Regions from separate parts of the Homo sapiens genome. Here all the other regions are linked to region 1. A link is a loop called in an ENCODE intact Hi-C map of the cell type or tissue named here. Cell type or tissue: ascending aorta. All regions are shown on one strand.

Region 1 (8,000 bases):
TTGTGCTTCAGTCTCTCAAGTAGCTGGGATTACAGGCATGCACCACTACGCCCAGCCAAATTTATACCTTCTTTTGGTTGTTTTTCAAATAAAAGAACCACAAAAATGTGTATCAGGAAAATTGGCCATCCTTTGTCCCCAATTTCTTTTTCACATCTTCTCCAATTTTTAAAAGCATTATATTATGAAAAATTCCAAGCATATACAAAGCAAATATAGTATAATGAACCTCATGTACCCATCACCTGTTGACCTAAAAGGAAGAAGCTTAGGCAAAATTAATGTAGAGAGTTTATTTAGGCCAAGGTTGAGAAGTGCAGCCCAGGACACATTTCCAGGTTGTCTTGGCGAGTGCTTCAGGGAACAAAGGAGAGGCTCAAGTTTTTAAAGAAAAAAGGATGAATCAGGAGAAAGGGACAATTGCAAAAGTTGTTCATCAGGAATGCATTGGTTTACAGAAATGAAGTGGCTTCAAGAGATAATGATTTAGTTCAAGGAAGAGTTTCATTCCATGTGTTTAATTTCAATGCCTCTCTGGGCCTGATAATTTAAAGGGGCTAGTCTTCCTCACATAAAAAACTTCTTTTTGGCCAGGCACAGTGGCTCACATCTGTAATTCCATATTTAGGGAGGTCAACTCAAAACTATCGCTTGAAGTGAAGCCAGAAGTTCAAGACCAGCCTGGGCAACATAGTGAGATTCCCATCTCTACAAAAATAAAATAAAAATTAGCCAGATGTAGCCGGGCCCGGTGGCTCACGCCTGTAATCCTAGCACTTTGGGAGGCCAAGGTGGGTGGACCATGAGGTCAGGAGTTCGAAGGAGTTCGAGACCAGCCTGGCCAATAGAGTGAAACCCTGTCTCTACTAAAAATACAAAAATTAGCTGGGCATGGTGGCACGCACTTGTAGTCCCAGCTACTCAGGAGGCTGCAGCAGGAGAATCAATTGACCAATTGAACCTGGGAGGTGGAGGTTGTGGGGAGCCGAGATTGCACCACTGCTCTCCAGCCTGGACAACAAGGCGAGACTCCATCTCAAATAATGATAATAATATTAATAATAATAAGTCAGGTGTGGTGGCATGCCTGTAGTCCTAGCTACTCAGGAGGCTGAGGGAGGAGGATCACTTGAGTACAGGAGGTGGAGGCTACAGTGAGCTATGATTGCACCACTGCACTCCAGCCTGGGAAACAGGGCAAGACCCTGTCTCAAAAAAAAAGTTTCTTCTTTTTTTTCACACACCCAGCTTCAGTAACTCAACATTCTGCCTTTTTTTTGAGACAGAGTCTTGCTCTATCACCCAGGCTGGAGTGCAGTGGCATGATCTAGGCTCACTGCAACCTCCACCTCGTGGTTCAGGCAATTCTCCTGCCTCAAACTCCCGAGTAGCTGGGATTACAGGCGCCCGCCACTGTGCCCAGCTAATTTTTGTATTTTTAGTGGAGACGGGGTTTCATCATGTTGGCCAGGCTGGTCTTGAACTCCTGACCTCGTGATCCGCCCTCCTCGGCCTCCCAAAGTGCTGTAATTACAGGCTTGAGCCACCTCGCCCGGCCTACTGTAGAGGTATTAATGGTATTGGGTGGTGGAGGAGAGGTGGGTATTTGAATCCAGGTGCTGTCATTAGCTAGCTTCTTAACCATGGATGAGTTAATTTCTCTAATTTCAGTAACTGTAATTAGAGAATTAATTACAAACTTAATTACGATTTTGTAAATGTAATTCCCTCATTTACAAAATTAGGGAAACAGTACCTCCCCATTAGGGTATTTGTAAAGACTGAGAAATAAATCACACTACGCAAGTAGTACAGGGCCTGGGACTTACTTAATTATTTATAAGAGATCATTATTATTACTGTGGAATTCCTAAGTATCCTCTACAGGTAGGGCTGTCAGATTTAGCAAATAAAAATACAAGATAGGCTGGGTGCAGTGGCTCATGTCTGTAATCCCAGCACTTTGGGAGGCCGAGGCGGGTGGATCACCTAAGGTCAGGAGTTCGAGACCAGCCTGGACAACATGGTGAAACCTTGTCTCTACTAATAACACAAAAATTAGCCAGGTGAGGTGGCACATGCTTGTAATCCCAGCTACTTGGGAGGCTGAGGCAGGAGAATCGCTTGAACCCAGGAGGCAGGGGTTGCAGTGAGCCGAGATTGCGCCATTGCACTCTAGCCTGGACGACAAGATCAAATTCCGTCTCCAAAAAAACAAAAACAAAAACAAGATTTCTAGTTAAATTTGAATTTCAGACAGACAAGAATAATTTTGGGGGAGTAGCTATGTCCCAGATATTGCATGGAATGTATACCAAAAAAAATCCATCATCCATCTGGACTTAAATTTAGGTAGGCATTCTGTATTTTCTCTAGCGAAGTAACTTCTCCTTCAAAGGAGAAACTTAGAGTAAAATAAACTGACAGAGAATGTAACTGTAATTAAATGTTATCTGCTCATACTTGGTAGACCAGTGGTTCCCAGTACACACAGGATTTTCTCTTCCAGGTAATGCTCAAGTTACCATATATCAGAGAAACAAATAGCTTCCATGTTTTGGAGTAGAATGTAAAAATTTCACCAAACTGAAATCTGTTGGACCTAGTTACTATACTGAACTAGTCATGTGTTTCAAAACTGCTTACTGAATTATATATTTGTATTTAAATCCTTATTTGGAAAACCACAAAGCACTAAATATGAAAGTCATATTAATGACCATTAAACATATACAAACTAACAGGCTGGGCGTGGTGGCTCATGCCTGTAATCCCATCACTTTGGAAGGCTGAGGCGGGCGGATCACCTGAGGTCAGGAGTTCGAGACCAGCCTGGCCAACATGGTGAAACCCCATCTCTACTGAAAAATAAAAAAATTAGCTGGGCGTGGTGGCGTGCGTCTGTAATCCCAGCTACTTGGAAGGGTGAAGCAGGAGAATTGCTTGAACCCGGGAGGCAGAGGTTGCAGTGAGCCAAGATCCGAGCCACTGTACTCCAACCTGGGCGACAAGAGCAAGACTCCATCTCAAAAAAAAAAAAAAAAAAAAAAAAAAAAAAAAATATATATATATATATATATATATATACACACACACATACACAAACTACAAATCCTTGACAGCAGCCAATATCTTTGAAACACTATTTCATAATATTCTTGTTTACCACGTTTTCTTTGTGTGCCAGGTGATTAGTTATCAAAGCACGCTTATTATTAGCGCACACACACATACATGCACACACACAATGTAAATGAAGCGGACAGGTTTTGTTTCATTCTAAATATCTTTCTTTCTTACCTAAATGAAAAAGCCTGTTATCAACTCTACCAGTATTTTAGGTTTCCTCTAACCTGTAGTTATATTTGTAATGAGTTGAAAATAGTTAACTACTTCCATTCTTTTTTTTTTTTTTTTTTTTTTTTTTTTTTTTTTTTGAGACGGAGTCTTGCTCTGTCGCCCAGGCTGGAGTACAGTGGCGGGATCTCGGCTCACTGCAAGCTCCGCTTCCTGGGTTCACCCCATTCTCCTGCCTCAGCCTCCCGAGCAGCCGGGACTACAGGCGCCCGCTACCACGCCCGGCTAATTTTTTTGTATTTTTAGTAGAGACGGGGTTTCACCGCGTTAGCCAGGATGGTCTCGATCCTGACCTCCTGATCCGCCTGCCTCGGCCTCCCAAAGTGCTGGGATTATAGGCGTGAGCCACCGCGCCCGGCAGGTAACATTCTTTAGTTCTTTCAATCTTGCCTATGATTTAAAGAAGTGCATTCCAGTCTGCTTGCATGGTGCTTTGCTATTTCTAATACTCATTTCATGCCAAACTCTCCAACATGCTTCTACAAATCTTTTGGTGTCATTAGCTCAAAACGTAAATGGATTTTGGTTATTTTCAATGTCATAATTATAAATTTAGCTTTTTTAAGCGTGAAAAAAGCACTTTATAGGAATATATTTTACCACTTTTCCATTTGTGGGAGGTATAATTCATTATTTCTTGCTTTGGTAAGAAAAGTGAGGAAAAAGGAAAATTCATCCATTTGCAGGCTGTTTAAACTTCCAGACAGATTATAATTCATCACTCCAAACAATAAGATGGCTATTACATTTCTCCATAATTTTTATTTGCTAATAAAACGGAGGCAGAGCTTTTTTCTAAAAATAAATAAATAAACAACAACAACAACAACCTCCCCCACCCCGCACCTTCTGTGCAAATTCCTATAAAGTCTTTTATCCTGTCGCTGAGTCTGAGGGCACCCCCCCTCCCGTACTCGTCAGCTCCATCTCGCGGAGGAAAACGCTACCGGCACCCTCAGCTCCGCCCAAGGGCCGCGATCTCTACAGGGGAGATGAAAAGCCGGCGACACTACACAGGCGTGGACCCTCCAACGAGTGTTCCTTTCCTGTGGGTTAAGAGTAGGAGCGTCTGGGCAAAAGCTGGGAGCTTTCAGTTGCCAGGACCCTTGGGAAAGCACGTATTTAGATTTCATTGATAAATTCAACTGAATCCCGAGAAAAATTATACTCCATTCACTGGCATATTTAGAACGGAATTCCCATTGACCCGAGGCTCCCGGTTGAACCCTTCAAGGGAGCCAAGCGAGGACGTTCTCAGAACAGCAGTGCACCGTGTACATTGTGGGAGCCCCGCGCGATCCCCCGCAGAGCGTCCTGTAGGAACGTCACAGAGCCCAGAGAGCGTCCTGTAGGAACGTCACAGAGCCCAGAGAGCGTCCTGTAGGAACGTCACAGAGCCCAGAGAGCGTCCTGTAGGAACGTCACAGAGCCCAGAGAACGCCTGGGGACGGTCGGGGAGGCAGTTCGGGGAGGGGACGATTAAGTTCCCTCAGAGAGGAAGCCGCGGGCCGACTGGAGTCGTTTTCGTGCTCTCCGCACCCGCCCGCCGCGGGTAGCATCTTCTCAGCGCCCCGGCGCCCAGGAACGCCCAGGAAACCCAGTCCTCCTCCTAAGCAACCTGCGGCGCGGGGACGCCCGCCTTTTGCTATTATTATAAACGTGCGTGCGACTAAACCTTCGGATTTTTAGACTTTCTTCTCGCTTCCTCTGACCCAGGCTGAGGGAGCCCCCGAGGCTACTGCGGGGCGGGGCCGGGGCGGGGTGGGGCGCCCTCGCCGCCTCAGGCAGCGCCCCGGCCGCTGGCGGGAGGCGGCAGCGGCGCGGGCCGAGCGGCGCGGGGATTGGCTGCGGCGGGCGGAGACGTCAGGCTCCCGCGGCCCAAGCGGCCGCCCGGCGCGGCGCGGCGCAGTCGGCTCGAGTACTCCCCGTAACGAGGAGGTGTTCTCGGCCGTCCCACCCTTCACTGCCGTCTCCGGGCTGCGCCGCCGGAGCCGGGACGCGCCTCCGCAGCCCTCGCCGCCTCCATCCCCGCGGCCGCAGCTCCTCTCGCCGTCCGCGCGCACACCATGACGAAGAACGAGAAGAAGTCCCTCAACCAGAGCCTGGCCGAGTGGAAGCTCTTCATCTACAACCCGACCACCGGAGAATTCCTGGGGCGCACCGCCAAGAGCTGGGGTGAGCGGGCAGCAGCTGGGCGTCCGGGGCCGGCCTCGGTCCCGGGGGCGCCGGGCGCGGTCTGGTGGGAACGGAAAGGCGGGAGGCGGCTCCCAGCGCCGGGGCTCCCGACCGCCCGACCCTAACCCGGGCGGCGGCGGCGCAGTGCGGCCCCATTCATTGCTCCCCGGGCCGGCCGGACTGGCCGCAGCTCGCTCCCGAAGCAGCGGGGCCCGCGGGCAGCCCGGCCGGGCCGCGCTGGTTCCTCCCTCCCTGCTGGGAGCGGGGCGCACGTGCTGCCCGGGCCTCCCGCCCGGCGCGGCGCCGGAAGCCGGGGACCCCTGCCCGAAGCCGGGCCCCGAGAGTGCAGGAGCCGAGCCCCCGGGCCTCCTTTGTACGGAGCGCTCCGGCCCGAGAGGCCCTGGCGGAGGCGCCCGGCCCGCTGAGCGGTTCGGAGAAGCCAGACCCTGCCCCACTCCAGGGGAGAGGAAATTTCCACTCCCGCCGCTATCTTGTGACTCGTCCACGCTGCCACCCCGACCGGTCGGAAGAGTGCGACTGAGTGTTAAGTGTGGGTGTGGGTTGCTTAAACGTGTAGCGGTGAGTTAATCACAGAAGTACATTGTACAAGAAAATGCACTTGAATTTGGACAGTGAAAAGGCCCTTAAAAAGGTTGGTTCCTCCCGGATTCCTTTTTAATTACAGAGGTTTTCTTCCTTACAAATTTGCTTCTTTGGGGAAAGTAAATCCTGTCTGAACAACACAGGTTTTTTTTTTTTTTCCCGTGTCTTCAAAACAGGAGAGTGATGGTTGTATGTTAGCAGATTTTTTCTATGCGTGAGCTCTTTGTTTTAATATATTTAAACCATCTACCGTGTAGAGTAGCTTTAGGATGCCTTTTTTTCCTAAAATTGTATCAATCTCTGAATGCAGGCTAGAGCTTTTTTTTTTTTTTGCCTTTATACTTAAGTAAACTAATTTTACCTTTTTAAATCCTTTTGAAACATTTTGTTAGTGGGTCTTGAAAGACCATTTCTTTCTGAGTGGGAATAAATCTCGAGAGCTTAGAACTATTTGGGCACAACATTTTTAGGATAAGCATGGAGAAATAAGCTGTGACTCAGAAAATAAACTGTTGGTGCAGACTGAAATGGACTCCTTCAGGGTGAAAAGGCGACTTGAAGTCTTATCACAAGCTGAAAGGGGCCTTGGAGGATTTTTAGCCCAACCCCCACTTTAGAGATGAGAAAAATGAGACCCAGAGAGGTTGTGATTTTTGCCTTGTGTAAAATTACATATGCCACAAAGCCAAGAAAAGAACCCAGTTCTCCTTTAATCCTAGTCCAGCGGTTGTATTATTTTACAGATGCCTTGCCTAACTGCATGGTAATCACTCATGATTTTTATTTAAATTGCTGTTTTCTTTTGGGAACCCACTAGTGTGATGAAGAAATAAATCTTGCATCCAGACTTACATGGGAACAAAAGATGAACATTTATAAAGCTTAATTGCTTGTTTCTAGAGTGTACTAACTTTTTGCTGAAGAAATTTTTGAGTGGTGGAGAGAGATTAATTTTGATAGGCTACCTTCCTCCCTTTCTCCCTTCCCCAGTGCTTCCTCATTTCCAGAACGGAGTAACTCCACTTTGTGTTAGAATGACATTTCTTACTGCAGATAGTGCTCTTCAACCTTTGTATTGTATGACCTAGGGTAGAGATTTTATTTTATTGAGTCAATGCATTTAAATAGATAACATGCACAAATAAATAGAGAGCAATGTGTAAGGACTGTAAAACTAGTACAAGTGAAGTTGGGATTCATTTTGGAAGGATTAAGTCAATCTCTTCAAAATCGATAAGTATTACTCTTATCAGTAAATTTTTTGTTTATTGTAATAATAGTAAGTCAGTGAAGAATGGCATATATAGGTGAAAATTAACCATAATCCTGTCCCAATGTAAGGGTATCCCTCTAAGGATATGTGAGGGAGTCGTGAGAGGAGGCCGAAATCCATATTCAGCTTGCCAGGCTGTGTATCCTAGACCATGGTTGGGTCTGCCTAGAGAAGGGGCACCTTGTTCTAATTCTTGCAAAGGCAGGATCAGTTTGGAGAGCTCTGTGCCTCTGGGGATATGTCTGCCAGGAAGGATTCTTTTTTTAATTCTCTTGAAGGGACTGTATGGGCTTGCTGCCAGATGTCATCATACCTCAGAGATACTATTAACATTCTGGTATATATGTTACTGAATTGTGTATAACATTTTTTTTAAAACAAAAGGATCATAAAGTGTTGTTTTATATTCTGAGTATATTGTGGGCATCTTTCCATGTTACTAAAGATTTTTAGACAGGTTTCCCTATATTCACCCTTTTCATGTACATTTTTGCACATTTATTTCCTTGGTATATATTTATACCGATGGGATTTCTAGGCCATTCATATGTACTTTTTACATTTTGAAAACTTGTTTTCATGTGCTTTCCAG
Region 2 (8,000 bases), 420 kb before region 1:
TGCTCGGGACTCAGTATCATTCTCAGACCTAGGCAGGAGCGTTCCGTGCTTGCCCTCCTCCACAGGTGCCCCGCCGCACGGGGCAAAGAGTCTGCAGGGCCAACAGGGATGTGCCCCCGCAATGTCCACGCCATCCCCAGAGACCGCATTCTGGTACCCAGAACCTGAGAATTCCCTGCAGACTTTCAAGGCCTGTTCTGGCCGCTTCCTTGCCAGTGCCACACCCCTGGGGCAGCCAAAGGGCAGCTGTTTGCAGGGGTTGTGGACCGAGTTTGTGATGGAGTTTCAGCGTCCACATGTGTGCCTGAGGCCCCTAGCAGCCTGGGAGGGAGCAGGGTGAGGGGAGGAGGGGATGGGAGAAGATCTGGCCCACCTCTTCCCCTGCTGTCTCGTTCCTGCAGGAAATGCCAGAAACTAGGAATTCCACATTCCAACACGGTCTTCCAGATTGCTGTGAAAGTATATTTGTCAAGGGAGGAGAACAGAATATATTTAATTAAGAACTTGCTAGCCTGGTTTATACCTTTTAAATATTTAGACACATGATATATACGCCTCCATCTGTACACTTGCTCCCCGCCTTGCGAGTGTTGAGGGGGCGGCTGTCATCACTCTCCAAAATGCCTGGCTTCTCATCACGCTGTCTGTGTATACAAGCTCCTGACCATGCTGAAACGTTCATGCCCATCCCTACCCCAGCCCCATCCACAGACGTGATCATTTCTCAATACCTAATTCAAAGGCCCCATCAAAAGCCTCTTCCTTGCAGTGTTGTGTGAGACAGCCCCTCACGCCTCTGCTTGCCTTGACCTCCAGCCCCACCACAGCTCTCTGGATTCAGCCGTTTTCAATTCTGCCTCTGCCGTCAGCCAGCGAGCTCCTCCCGGATGTTCCCAGCATCAGCATGCTGCGGTCAAATGCAAGTCATCTATGAAGTGTGCCGATTCGCCACTCCAGATGACCAACTGCCTTGGTGTGCCTCGCACTGAAGACTCTCCCAAGTTGCAAAACATTCAGTGCTAAAACTGAGACAGTCCCAGGCAAATGAGGACGATGGGTCACCCTAACGGGGAAGAGCCTCTTCAGAAAGGAAAGGAGCATCAGCAGGCATGGTAGAAGTAGAACTCACTGGCCAATTTCAGTTTCAAACAACTAATAGGACGTTCTTTCCTGAGCAGTGAGGAAACACCTAGGCCACACAGAAATCTGGCCAGGCTGCACAAGTCTGGCATGAGAAAATGGAGGGAAGAACCTTGGGACCCAATCTCCAGAGCCCTACTAAAATCCTTCAGTGATTTCACAGTCACTCCTACTTCTCTCATTTCTCTGAAAAACCTCCTGGGAAACCAAGCTCACCATACTGCTTCCAGCTGCCCACACAAGGCATTTGCCTCTCAGAATTTTTGATAGCGTCCACCCTAAAAATCAGTGAGTACAAGTCTTCCACTACATCCTGCCCAGTGTGGAGGAAAGCTACAGGTTTTCCTGCTGAGTCCTTTTCTATGTTTATGGGTGAAAGCACCTGAATTTCCTTTAGGAAAACCCCCTAACCCTCTTATTCATCAGCCACACCTTCAGACCATATCTGAAATCAGGATCAGGTGACTGGTGGCCACCTGATGGGATTGGGAAGGAAGCATATAAGCCGGTTTCTAGCACGTGTTTTTTTAAATCTCAACACAAGAATGAGGAAACTGAGTCAAGACCTTCTCCATTGCCAGAGATAGAAACCCAGTTGTTCATGATATGGGGAGGATATAGCTGGCTTTAAGCAAAACTGAATTCAAGGGCTCTAGCAAAATGATATCTCTCTCAACCCCTCACTCTCTGTCCCTTTTCTCTCTTACTTTCCTCTGCATTAGCTTCAGTCTCAGACTGGTTCTCCCCAGTTGATAGACAAAGATATCCATGCTGAGTGAAATCAAGTTCTCCAAAACAAGTGAAAACACACTCTTCAAAAAAAAAAATAAAAAGTCTTCAAAGGGAGCAGAGATATTTCTAATGATAACCTCTCAAGAGCAGAGTCTGAATCCACATCCAGGACATCTAACATCAGAGTTGACACTCAGAATCTCTACTAATATAGGGTACGCACCTCCTTTCAGGACACATTAAAGAAAAATTTATCAAAATGACCACAAAACACTCTGCATCGAGCTAAGACTAACTGAGCCAGGCACATACTTTCATCTTTATTCAGAAGAACCTGGAAAGAAGGTCTTGTTTTCACCATTTAATCAATGCAGCAAGTGAAGGCCCAAGTCCAAGGACTCTGCTGCTCTGAGTGATGACAATCCACACAGGAATGACAGCCCCAGTTTACTGACTGGCAGTTCCTCAACCTCAGATATCAACTTACTGGTGCTCAGACTACACTCTCCACATTTCCCTTCTGCCCTCACTTTGTGTGGTTCCAGGAACACCAGCCTTCACTTCTTCCTGCTTTTACCTGGCCACTCAATGGTTTTTATGCATGAAAGCAAACATGTTAGAATAGGTGACCCAACCAGTGTGGACATGTATGAAGATCTGCCTACCTCAAGTTCCAGGAACTCGTATGATTAAGAGAAATGACTACTCTGTAATTGTAGTATAAAGAGAGATAATACATTTTTGTGTACTTGTGTATTATGTATGTATTTTAAAAGCTAATACATGTACACAGAAAAAATAATTTTCAAATACTGCAAAAGGGTACACAGAGAAAAATGGTCTCCCTCCCTCTCTGCCCCCAGGTTTCTCCCTAAAAGTATACACTGTTACCAGATCTTGGGTGTCCTTCCATAGATATCCCATGCATATCTAAGCATATATATATTTTATATATATATAATATATATATGTGTGTGTGCATTTAAACTTACAAATTTTTTCCTTTCTTTTTCTTGTTGTATATAAATGAGAGCACACTACACATGCCACTCACTACCTTATTTCATTTGTTTAACAATAGATAATGGAAAACTTTCTATGCTGGGACATATGGATCTCTTTTATTCTTTTAGTGACTGCATAGTATTCCATTGTATGAATTTGTTTAGGCTCCCTCAAATCATGGGACATTGTATGAATGTTTAACCCATTGTCTAATAATTGGCTAGCATTTGTTTCTAATCTTTTGCTTTTGTGTTTACATTTTAGACATATTTTTATAATACAGATATAAACAAAGAGAAAAAAAGTTTTCTGCTTAACTCTTATTTAACCAGAAAATATGATGAACAGAGGCCATACAATATTCTGAGGGTTCTTGGTAGTTGGAATGAAGGTAATTCCAATTCTGAGCTCTCAAGTAAAACTTTTTGGAATTCTTCTGCTGTGTATTAAATGCAAACTAAACAGAAGTTCGTGTCTTAGGGATCTTTAGTTGCTTAAGCAAAATGTGATGTTGGAAGGAAAAAAGAAACTAAGGGAGGACAGGGAAAAGCTGGAAACAGGAAGCAGAAAACTTCCCTCTCTCCACCTCTTGTCATCTCTGTGTCCCCCGTGTCACCTTTCTTCATTTCTGTCTGTGCTAATCATCAGCCTTCTCTGCCTCTCCCTGCCTGTGGATGGAAGATACTAGCCAGCCCTATAGGACCTCACAGGCAAAGGAATCCACGGCCCTCCTTCCCCACCCCCACTAAAGAGACTGGTTCTCCCATGATCTGATGAGCTCTGGTGAAAGGGACAGAGCCCTATAGTAGAAGATAGCTGCAGGGGCCCCACCCCAAGGACAAACACGGTGATCAGAGAAGGTTGGGTGGGCTGGGAATGGCCATCAAGTGCCACCACGTGGTTCCACGGGGACGAGAGCTTTGTGGACAAGGGCTGCTTAGTCAGTAACTCTGCATGAGGGACCCTCAAAGCCATCACGATGGCTTCAACTTGGCTGTCTAGCTTTCTAGCCTGGAGTATTCCATTATAGATATGTCAGGATAGGTAAGAAAAAGTTCTGCCAAGGCCTTGTCCAACAACAGCATTTCACACTTATTTGTGGGTAAGATGTGGTGTGCTGAATTGAGGAGTAGGATTCATGTATTTGTAAAGGATGCTTCAGCTCCTGTCCTCTACACACACACAAAAGTTTTGAGAGTGTTTTCACATCACCTTGTCAGATTGTAAATATGTTATTCTCAAGAAATGTCATGGATTTGTTTGGGTGACACTTGTTGTTGTTTTTGTTTTCAGACAAGGTCTTACTCTGTCGCCCAGGCTGGAGTGCAGTGGCGCGATCTCAGCTCACTGCAGCCTTGAACGCCCAGGCTCAAGCTATCCTCCCACCCCAGCCTCCTGAGTAGGTGCGATTACAGGTGCGTGCCACCAAACCCAGCTAATTTTTTTAATGTTTTGTAGAGATGGTGTCTCACCATGTTACCCAGGCTGGTCTTGAACTCCTGGGCTCAAGCAGTCCACCTGCCTTGGCCTCCTAAAGTGTTAGGATTACAGGTGTGAGCCACTGCGCCCAGCAACCCTTGTTTTGTTCTTTTTGAGAACATATTTTTAAAGAAATATGTTTAGATCTGAAAATGAGTAACGTAAAGAAGCCATATGTGTTTGAGAGAAAGTTCACTGAAGCAAGGGTAAGAATCTGTCTCAACTCCTGACTGTGTAACCCCAGCCTTTAGTGACAGTTTTAGCAGGAAAGCCCAGTCGGCCCTCTCCGTGAGCATCAGTCTTGGGGCATCTCTCTGAAGAACACTACTGAACCACACAGACTCCGAGGGAACTCCTACTCTCTGTGCACACTGGAGAGGAAAATCCTGCCAGCAGAGGTCACTGCCGTACCAGCTGGGAGTCAGCAGCGGGACAGCATCATCCCAATAAGGCTGTGCCCGCCTCTCCCCTGCCCTCTTCTTAACCTGATGGCTGCTTAGCTCATTGAAGGAGATAAATGGCAGTGTTGCACTAACCAAGTGTGCGTGGGCCATCAGCAGTTTTTTTTTTCTCAGTAGTAGGCTTTGATATCCCAAACCTAAGGGTGTTTAACATTAATACTCAGAATAAGACACACAGAGAACAGCGGGTTCTGCTTTCACCTTGGATTGTATTTTTCCGTGTTTAGCCCAATCATAAACTTAATCCACCTGCTTCTTGCCTGGATGACTGAGAGGAGACTCCCACCCCAGGACACAAGCCCGTGTGCATACACATGCACATACACACACCCCACACACACAACGTGGCCTGAGGTAACATACATAGATCCTCGTAGAGGAGGAAATGATACCATGATATGGAACCTCAAACATTTATCATTTCTTGATGTTGGGAACATTTCAAATCTTCTAGCTATTTTAAAATATACAATGAATTATTGTTAACGATAGTCACCCTACTGTGCTATTGAACACTAGAACTTACTCCTTCTAACTGTATCTTTGTACCCATTATTCAACCTCTCTGATCACCCCTGCTTCCCAGCTGCTGGTAATCATCATTCTACTCTCTACTCCCATGATATCCACCTTTCAAGCTCCCAAAAACAAGAGGCATCTATGAGCTACCTGTGGGCCAACAGCTAGCCACAGACAGTACCTATGTATAATGGACTGACTTGCCAGCCCTCTCAAATGGCCACCATCAGAGCAAAGACATGTCACCAGGGCTCATCCACCAATTAAAGGTGAAGGGGAAGAAACTGTAAAATGTGGCAGGAAGCAGTTGGGCACCTACAGACCATTGAATTGCCACATGATGGCATCTACTTCACATACTGGCCAGGGCCAAGAGGCCAGGTGAAAATAACAACTACAGGAGCCATTAGGATGTATGGCCTGTCCCCCACCCAAGCACCAGGTAATTGAGCAGCCAGGTCATTGAACCTTACAGCCTTTGGGCAATGGATGTGTGATATGCTTGTTCCCGTGCAAACATCTAGGCCATTCTGAATCTTTGTGACCATTCCTGACCCAGAGTGGGACCTAGCAATCGCAAGGCACAAATCTGAAATCTAAGATTAACACAGAGATAATAACTGTCCTATTACATGTTGTCTGCAAAAAACGACACATACTTAAAAGCATCTTATTGGAAATGAAGAGATTCTAGCAGAAGAGGAATGATAAATAGAAATTAATTGGACCATTCCCACTGTTGTGAATTTAAAATGTGTAAAATATTACAAATATTCCCTTTATTCAAAGAAGTGCCTTTCTTCCTTTTAGTGATGGTAAAAGATATTTAGGACATTTTTTTCTTTTGCTACTTTTTGGGTTTTATTGTTAAAGTGAGACATGCCCACAGTACAGCATGCAAATCTTGCATGCAGCTTAATGAATTTTAACATATGTAAAACGAGTGACAGGCTCTATGGATCTGTGTCCTCATTTGTCAAGTGAATGTTACTGAGACAGCATTTCTTAAGTCTCCTCTTAGAAACTTTCTTCTAAGCCAGCAAAATTCATTCTGCATGTTTTGATGCAATAGCTCCTATATCACTATTGCAGTATGTCTTTTGCCCCACACCTAATGCAGTGGCCCTGGCATAATTGGCACTGCATAAATCTTTGTTAGGCTGAGTTATCCAGAACTGTCTCTGATGCTACCTCCAAAAGAGCCTAGCTTTGGGAGGAGAAGGATGTGAACCAAAGAGCCCACAGTCCATGGTCCACAGCAATGCCAGTCATCACAGTGCACACAGAGATCCCATCACCCCCACTGGTAAATGCTCACATGGAGGGGGCTTAATAGATATGGATGGATGGATGGATGGATGGATGGATGGATGGATGGATGGATGGATTTCTGTTCCAAATTCTTCAGGGAGAGAAAAAGAACTAAACAAAAAAGGAAGCGGGTTCTGAGGTTAAAGGACTGTGGTCTTGACAGAAAAGGGGATTCCCTGGCCATCCAGCCTGATGCTGATTGTTCAAATCAATTTCCAGTTCCTCTGTAGTGTAATGACACAATGAAAAGAAATCAGAAATCCTCCGGAGTTCAGCATCTTGCCTGAAGCCATAACTATACCAGAGTGTTGATATCAACTATTTGCTGAAGGTTTTGTTTTGTGGCTGATTATGTTAGGTCAGCTGGGAAGAAGTATCTGTATCAGTTAGGAAGCTTCAGTCTGCAATCCACAGAAAAACCACCTTAACAAGGTGTCCCAAAGGAAGCAATTCCAAAGCCCAGCTGTGTCAACAAAGACTCAGGCCTTTATTCACACCTGTCAACTCTGTTTGTAATATCTACCCTCATGGCCAGAAGAAGGCCAAAGCCAGTCAAAGCATCCAACCCTTAAACGAGTCCAAAAGCAAGAAGAAAGTGCAGCATGACAGGACCCTCTCCCTTCCTTATAGACCCTCAGCACTTCACAGTAGGCCAATCCCTAGCAAAGAGGAAAGGGATGGCTCCTATGAGGGTTCTCCATTGACAGTGGTGGCATGGTTACTGAATAGCTGTACAGAATCGAGGCTCCATGAGCATGGACAGAGAAGACATGAGTTATGGGTAAACAACAAACATGTTCAACAAACATGGCCGCAGTCGCAGTCCTTGGCAATTATCCAGGCCAATCAAAACCCAACTAAATAAATTACCTTTTAACTTTAAATAACCAATTGCCATAGTAAAATTGGATCATAGGCCTTGACCAGGCAACCAAGGGCTCTGTGTAAAAAACTGGCTTCTGGGGTCAGGCATGGCGGCTCACACCTGTAATCCCAGCACTTTGGGAGGCCAAGATGGGCGGATCACCTGAGGTTGGGAGTCCGAGACCAGCCTGGCTAACATGGTGAAACCCCATCTCTACTAAAAATACAAAATTAGCCGGGTGTGGTGGTGGGCGCCTGTAATCCCAGCTACTTGGGAGGCTGAGGCAGGAAAATCACTGGAACCCAGGAGGCGGAGGTTGCAATGAGCTGGGATCACGCCACTTCACTCCAGCCTGAGCAACAGATAAGACTCCGTCTCCAAAATAATTAACTAACTAACTAAATAAATAAATAACTGGTTTCTGAAGGCCCTCAGTGACAATGTGGGCCTTCTTGCTCTGTTTACCACAGATTCGCTGCAGCAAATGC
Region 3 (8,000 bases), 300 kb before region 1:
TTCTATTTCAGAGATGCAAACACAATTTTTAGAGGAAATTCCCTGGCTACCCGATGTCTGGATGAGATGATGAAAATAGTGGGAGGGCACTACCTGAAAGTAACATTAAAACCTATTCTTGATGAGGTACAGAATATATCTCCAACAATGATAGTTTGTGGCCTTATGATAGTTGTTCTTTTATCAAGTGATCTATTGATGGGAAGGATTTATTCATTCATGTGTTACTGAAAAAATAGACTGAACACTTTAGAAGCAAATTATTTACTTCTCTGTCAATGGATTTTTACTCAAAAGGTACAGTATAGTATAATCTACATTATTTCTTTGTTATGGGATTTCTATTTTAGCTAGAGTTTCAAATATATGACAAATACTTTTTGATATCATGTTTTAAGAAAATTGTATATGTTATCCCTGCATAGGACATTTTACGCTTTGCTACAGTTTAAATTTCTATAATTAACTTTTATTATCAGAAAAATAAGTTATTTTCATTTTGTCAGACTACTTAGAAAAAAATCATTAACTGAAAAATTTATTTTTCAGATATGTGACTCCTCAAAATCCTGTGAAATCGATCCTATTAAATTGAAAGAGGGAGATAATGTAGAAAATAATAAGGTAAGTCCTTGTTATATTATTTATAATTGCATTAAAATTGGTCTTAATGGTGTACCTTTCTCCCACTTACATTATGATAAAGCCATATAGAGGGAAGCAGTGCTGTTTATTCTTCACATAAGCCTTTATTATTAGCAGCACTTCCAGCTCCTAGGATTAGTTTTTAGAATGTTATTTCCTCAGTGGTTTCACTTTATTTTTGTTCTTGATTGTCTCTTTTTGGCTCTAGTAACAATAGTGAACTTAAGCTATAGCTAGTTGCAGCCCCCGTTCTAGCCATTCCTTTGGGCTCAAACTGATCAGGCTAAGTGACACAGTGACTTTATCAGTCAGTAGTTTCAGTGGCCTCTGAAAAAACAATGATTGTGTTAGGGTCACAAATTTTTATTGCAGTGGATAATAGTGTCACAATGTCCTTGTGCTTGTGTATCCGAGTTATTTTGTGATTTCCTTTTGGATCATTTTATTCCCTCTTGCTTCTTGTGAGGTTTATTCATAGATTCACCTCTTACGCCTAGCAAATCTAAATTTAATTTATTAAATTAAGTCAGTATGTAAATTGTCCTTAAACTGAATGAGTTTGGAAAAGGGTAACAGTACTTTAAAAAATGTTAGATAGTGACTGTCTAATAAACCTCATTTTCTTACATTTTTCTTTCATGAAGGCTATTGAAGATGTGTGAACATCAAAATCTTAATGTTTACCTTTTTAAATCCTGCAGGAGAATCTGCGCTACTATGTAGACAAGTTATTCAATACAATTGTAAAATCAAGTATGAGCTGCCCCACTGTAATGTGTGATATCTTTTATTCTCTAAGGCAGATGGCTACTCAGAGATTTCCTAGTAAGTGCCTTGTTTTACTAAAACATGCCATTTATTTTTCTTTGACTTTTTTATAGATATTAATTACATGTTTGGTTTGTGAGATATTTAAGGTTTTTATTTATTTATTTATTTTTATTTTATTTTATTTTATTTTTTTTGAGACGGAGTCTTGCTCTGTCACCCTGGCTGGAGTGCAGTGGCGCTATCTTGGCTCACTGCAACCTCCATCTCCCGGGTTCATGCCATTCTCCTGCCTCAGCCTCCCGAGTAGCTGGGACTACAGGCGCCCGCCACCATGCCCAGCTAATTTTTTATATTTTTAGTAGAGACGGGGTTTCACCATGTTAGCCAGGATAGTCTCGATCTCCTGAACTCGTGATCCGCCCGCCTCGGCCTCCCAAAGTTTCTGGGATTACAGGCGTGAGCCACCACGCCCAGCCTAAGGTTTTTAAGTACAACCTTCTTTAGTTTTTCAAAATGATTCTATCTTTCTCATAAGAAATCTGATTTTTCTTGAAATCTCAAAATACATATTCCATTTTATTTCAGTATAATGCAACTTTATACAAAGAGCAAATCAAAATCACCATTAAAGAAAGGCAAAAATTCAGAACTGTAACATTATATAAGTAAGCACTTATACCAGATGCTTATGAGAGTTAAAAATACCTTTGTTATTTATACCAACTATCTTTTCCAGCTGCATGCATTCAGATAGTGAGAATCTTTAGTTCCATAAAATTGACTAGATTTGACAGTTTGAGAATGCTAATAAGGTTTTGGTGGTGAGAGGTTTTTACAGAAATGGTCTTAGACATTAGAAACCTTTCTGTTGTAACATACATAGAGTTTTAAGGTACATATATCAGTAACTGGCATGTTTTAATTTTGAAAAAGTAGCTATGTCAAGGTTTTGCTTAGAAACTTTTCATAAAATTAAGTGTTACTGTCGCTGCTAATACTTAGAATTATTCACATTTTAATATATTTCTGATAAGTAAATAAACTTGCTATAGGTAGCTTTCCAGATCTGTCTATAATGGGAGGTGGTGGGTAGGAGGGTAAAATTAGGCAGGTACTTAAATTACCAGTCTTAACCAGCTGTGCAAAACTGTAAGTTTATTTCTGTAACCATCTGAAGAGATTTTGCAGTTTTATGTTCTTTTAAGCATGTGCTCACCCTGTACACACATGTGTGCAGTTAACTGCACTTCTACTAAATTGACCCATTACTAAATTAGTGGGGCTGAGTTGTCTAACATGTAGATAAATTTAGATCTAAATGTCTTTGCTAATTATAGTTGCAAATAAGTAACTAAATCTAATCTTCATAACAAAAATAAGGGGAGCCAGAGGCACACGGAAAGGTGAAATGCTCATTGAAATTATATTTTTAAATAGTTAAATCATGATAACCACATTGACTACTTAGTAACACACACAGTGTTAGTGTGTTAGCCTCCATTGTCTCCTGTTCTCATCTTCACAAAACCACATGAGGTAGGTACTACTCCCATTAGGTGAGAAACTAAGGTTTAGAGAAGCTGAGTAACTTTACCAAGGTCTGTGGCGTGGCCAACAGGCAAGCAGGGCCTCAAACCTGGGCCTAGTCTACTCCAAACTACATGCTGCCATTCACTATACTCTATACTAACTGGTGATCTTGGCCTTAAATCTGTTTTAGCAGTTTAATTCTTGTTTATATAAATGATCTTAAACACTTTATGGGGTTTTTTTGGGTTTTGTTTTTGTTTTTGTTTTTGAGACTGAGTTTCACTCTTGTTGCCCAGACTGGAGTGCAATGGCACAATCTCGGCTCACTGCAACTCCGCCTCCCAGGTTTCCAGCCTCCCGAGTTGCTGGGATTACAGACATGTGCCTCCACGCCTGGCTAATTTTGTATTTTTAGTATAGATGGGGTTTCTCCATGTTGGTCAGGCTGGTCTCAAACTCCTGACCTCAGATGATCCACCTGCCTCGGCCTCCCAAAGTGCTGGAATTACGGGCGTGGGCCACCGCGCCCGGCCAACACTTTATGTTTTTATATACATGCAGATGTATCTCTTTAGTTATGTTTTTGTTGACTTAACTATTAATATGGTTATCATATCCTCAGTAGACTATAGTAGTGACAGTTTTGTTGCCATAAGTGTTTCATATTCTCTCGTTTTTGTTGTTCTTACTACCCTAGAAGAATGGGGGAAGGAGGGCAGAGCAGACAGCAGGTAGAAAGCAGATATTACTAAAGAATGACAAATTAAACGACTTGTTAATGGTTACCTACTGAATGACTTAGAAGAGTTAAAACTCGAACCAAACCTAAAGATTCTTTCCCTCACCATCTGCTTCACCACCATCTGTCTGATTGTTGGGTAAATTGTTGACTCCAGTCTGAAACGAAAGTTGTAGGTGAATGATCAAAGCCACCAGTAGTCTTCAGTTCATCTGCATTTTTATTTATGGACTGTTGATAGCTTTTTAAAGTAAACATTTCTGCCTAATTGTTTTTGTTGCATAACTTTTGATATTATCAAGATTTTTGGGGGGGATATTGAAACAAGAACCTAAAACTGAAAGTAGCCTTGTATCATACTCTTAAGGGATTCAGTGTTACCACTAGGTAGTGCTAGATACTACTTTTATTTCTGTTGTAATTTTAGCAGTCTCTTCTTGCAGGTGAGGAAAGAGGTATTTTTCAAATTAAAATATTTCTGAAAACCTAGCAGCTTTGTCTTTTTTCATATTATTTCTTATTTCTTTTGGATTTTTTTAATCATAGGGGTTTTCTTTTAATTGAGTCATAAATATCACTATCATTTCATCAACTCAGTTCTTACTAGACAAATTATGTTGCTCTCCTAGTTTACATGTCTTTTCTATATTTTTTAATTTATCATCTTTGTTTTTTAATTGTTTTTGTGCATGACATTTCACCATTTTTTTCCTGCAGATGACCCTCATGTTCAGTATTCTGCAGTGAGCAGCTTTGTATTTCTTCGTTTCTTTGCTGTAGCCGTAGTATCACCTCATACTTTTCATTTGCGACCTCATCATCCAGTAAGTGTTCATTCTTCTGAAAGCTTTATTCCATTTTTTTAATTTTTATTAAAATGAAGAAAAGATAAAATAAACCAATTTCACTAGGCTGTATTTTCTTATAACTGATACTTAAATTTACTCAGCATTTTTCTTGGCCATTTCAGTCTTTCAAGTGAGGCTAATAATCCTATTTTTTGTTGTTGTTAAAAGATGTTCTACAAGAGTAATAAAATGTTGTTAATTATTGAAGCTTGGTGATGAGTACAAAGGGGATTTATTATATTTTTTCATCTGCTACTGTGTGTGTTTGTAAATTTCCATAAGTTTTTTTTCATTAGTTACAGGTTTCATTTTGATAGGTTTTTTATTTAAACAAAATCTACTTTCCTGATTTATTAAAATAGGTTAATTTTGCAGATATTTTTAAATTGCACAGAAATTTGAAGAGGCTCTTCTCTAAGAAAGAAGGCTACAAGAGAAATTCCATTTAATTTAGAAACAGCATCTAAGATAGATTTCAGTAGCAATGAAACTGAAAGCATATAATTAGAAAATATTAAATGGCAGGTGAACTGGATAAGCATTAACAGTAAAAACAGAAAAAGAAACCAAGAATGCAGTATAGTGAAAGGCGTAGGAACTTTTATTGGAATATAACTTGTTAAATATATCAGTATTTTCACTTTTTATTTACCTGAGGTAATACTGTAAACATGAGATTTAAAAATTTCTTAAGCATATAAACTTTGTTCTGGAGTCCTGTTTAATTACCAAAAATCTAAATCTCCACTGCATAGATTTACATGTTTATTTCTTAATTTTTAAAATTCTTTATTTTTGCTATACTTCTGATTCCTTCTTATATGGTGTAATTTGGTTGATTCTTTAAGCTTTTATGTTCCAAATACTTTATAATCTTACCTAATTGCTCCTAGTTGCTGATTTGTATAACAAATAATAACAATAGTCCACATTTATTTAGTGCTTTGTACTAGGCCTTGTTCTAACTACTTTATGTGTTAACTTATTTGGTCCTCCTAGCAACCTGGTAAGGTAAATTCTGTTATCATCCACATGTGCAGATAAGGAAATCACAATACAGTAACTTTTCCAAGCTCACACAACTGACAAATTATGATTTGATCATACTCGATTTGAATTGGATTTAACTGGGATTCAAATTCAGTCAGTCTTTATCATCTGTGAGCTTAATCCTATCCCTTCCAACCTCTTAGACAGATGTTCAAGTACCTATAATGTATCATTCCATGCTCAGTACTGGAGATGCAGTGATGAGTAAGATACTCTTTGCCCTTAGGAAACTCACAGCCAAGAGGAGTTGCTCAATAGTGTAGGGAAAACAGATGAGTTTTAGAGTTAAACCAGGTTCTGAATACCCATTTCTTCTCTCAACGGCTACATGACATTGACACTCACTTAACTTTGTGAGAACTGAATAGAACCATGTTGCAGTGGCAGCACCACGCCCTTTCTTGCCAAAGGATAAATGGTCTGTGAGTAGCCCCAGCAGAGAGTGGGCCAGTGTCCTTTTGTTCACAGGGCTGTCCATTCTGTGGCTTTGTTACTAAAGCTGCACAGAACTCTGAGGCAGTGAAAGCGTGGTAGCAACATTCTGGACATAAACAGAACACCTACTTCTGAACTTGTGAGTCTGCCTTGTATTCATACTTGAATTTGCATATTCCTGTAACAGATGTTGGTGGATACTTAGGTTGGTTCTATGACTTTGCTATTGTAAATAGTGCTGCAGGAAACATGAGTGCAGGTGCCAGGACATCTTTAAGAATATTATTTTCTTCAAAGACAGAGAATTGTAGGGACCTTTTATAGATGTAATGAAATCCCAGATGTTACAGCTAAAATGTTTTCTGAATAGACTTAATTTAGGTGTGTATCTACTTTATAAGTATATTATAAGGATCATATTTCGGATATTCCTTCCTTTCCAGATTACCTTATATTCTGGTCATCTCTTCCCCTTCACATTCATTGCCTGTTTTCAATGTGGGGGTTGGGGGGATACTAAAATATCAAGGAATGGGAGCCAAAAATCAAACTAAAGCTTTTCTGTATCTAAATTTTTCTGGATATGTTTTTAGATGCAAGATACTGTTTACTTGAATCCGTAAATAAAAATGGTCTGTGTTTTGATAGAAACTTACACAAATGTATGGATTGGTGAAAATTCAGCAGGGTATTCATTTAATACCTATTCATTTTGTCATATGTAAATTATATCTCAATTTTTAAAAAAATGAAGGAGCAAAGATTCCTGAGGGAACACCGTTTAGTCAATTTTATATGCTACTATATATTACTTCTTTCAGATAGACAGGCCTGAAAAACCTCTTGGATAATAGACCCAAATAATCACCCTCTGGTAAGATCCAAAAATAACTAGGTGACTTCACATTTCCTAAGCTGAATTTAGGTCTTTGCTTCCATGGTGAAAAGAGTTAATTGCAAAAGCCATTTAAAGTATTGAATATGTTTAGAGGTGAGCTGAGCACAGAAAATTTGGAACACCTAAAACTGCCATTTTAAGTTATAAGGTAGTAAAGTAGAAGTGACTATTCCAGAAGTGACTATAATTTGCCAGGTAATCCAAGGTGCCATACTGTACAAAACAACTTATATATAATATTGATAAAATTATGGCTTTTGGCTGGTGCCAAAAGGCTCATGCCTGTAATCCCAGCACTTCGGGAGGCCAAGGCAGGCAGATCACCTGAGGTCAAGAGTTCGAGACCAGCCTGGCCAACATGGCAAAACTCTGTTTCTACTGAAAATACAAAAATTAGCCAGGTGTGGTGTCAGGCACCTGCAATCCCAGCTACTTAGGAGACTGAGACAGGAGAATCGCTTGAACCCAGAAGGTGGAGGTTACAGTGAGCTGCGGTTATGCCACTACACTCCAGCCTGGGCAACAGAGTGAGACTCCATCTCAGGAAAAAAAAAAGAAAAAAAAAAAAAAAAATATATATATATATATATATATATATATATATGACTTTTAAAAGCACCACATCTTTAATAATTACTTTGGGAAGAATTGTTAATTATATATGGTTTCTTTAGTCTCTTAATTCCTTAGGCTGGTGAGTTGTACCCAGCCTTAGCTAGATTTTAACTGTGTGTGTTTTGAACGTTTTTGAGTCATTGTTTTACAGCAATGTAGTCCATTTACTCTATTCTACTTTTTTATACAAACTATTTTCTTGAAAACTTAGTAGTTTTGGTCTTTTTTACATTCTTTAGGATGCACAGACAATTAGAACATTAACTCTCATCTCAAAAACTATACAAACTTTGGGAAGCTGGGGGAGTCTGTCCAAAAGCAAGGTAAGTCCTTACATCTTTTATTTTGTTTTTACACTTCTAAATGTTGTTACATCCTATGATCCCTTATCCTTGACTTACCTTCTTCCAAATTAAAAACAAAACATACACACACACACACACACACACAGACACAATAGCTGTCTTTT

What was found. Hi-C counts contacts between places; a loop is a spot of excess contacts. Peaks named below come from ENCODE experiments on the same cell type or tissue, not always from the same donor. Only the 100,000 strongest peaks of a DNase experiment are listed, where the experiment ranks them.
Region 2: it touches region 1 in a loop (2.7-fold over the local background); 10 of 110 quality-filtered maps call a loop at or near these places.
Region 3: a loop joins it to region 1, with 3 times the contacts of the local background. A loop is called at or near these places in 20 of 110 quality-filtered maps.

The regions. Positions count from the first base shown.
Region 1 is chr3:141,871,379-141,879,378 of GRCh38, forward strand. It overlaps ATP1B3 (ATPase Na+/K+ transporting subunit beta 3), which reads left to right and starts at 5,265. Exons shown (of 7, transcript NM_001679.4): 1 at 5,265-5,532. The coding sequence starts at 5,424. RefSeq lists silencers at 4,160-4,219, 5,090-5,219, 5,490-6,059. In ascending aorta, a CTCF peak has its summit at 4,310 (motif pointing left); DNase peaks (open chromatin) are centred at 4,303, 4,773, 5,173 and 5,843; H3K4me3 peaks cover 4,687 bases; H3K27ac peaks cover 4,046 bases.
Region 2 is chr3:141,455,548-141,463,547 of GRCh38, forward strand. LOC124906291 (a long non-coding RNA gene) reads right to left here and starts at 338. Exons shown (of 2, transcript XR_007096120.1): 1 at 1-338. RefSeq lists an enhancer at 32-674. In ascending aorta, a CTCF peak has its summit at 4,751 (motif pointing right); a DNase peak (open chromatin) is centred at 4,754.
Region 3 is chr3:141,572,598-141,580,597 of GRCh38, forward strand. RASA2 (RAS p21 protein activator 2) reads left to right here. Exons shown (of 24, transcript NM_006506.5): 12 at 12-126; 13 at 550-624; 14 at 1,347-1,470; 15 at 4,403-4,509; 16 at 7,771-7,854. Among named protein-coding and RNA genes, the nearest start is that of RASA2-IT1, 51 kb to the left of the region's middle. In ascending aorta, a CTCF peak has its summit at 4,071 (motif pointing right); no DNase peak of the experiment used is centred here.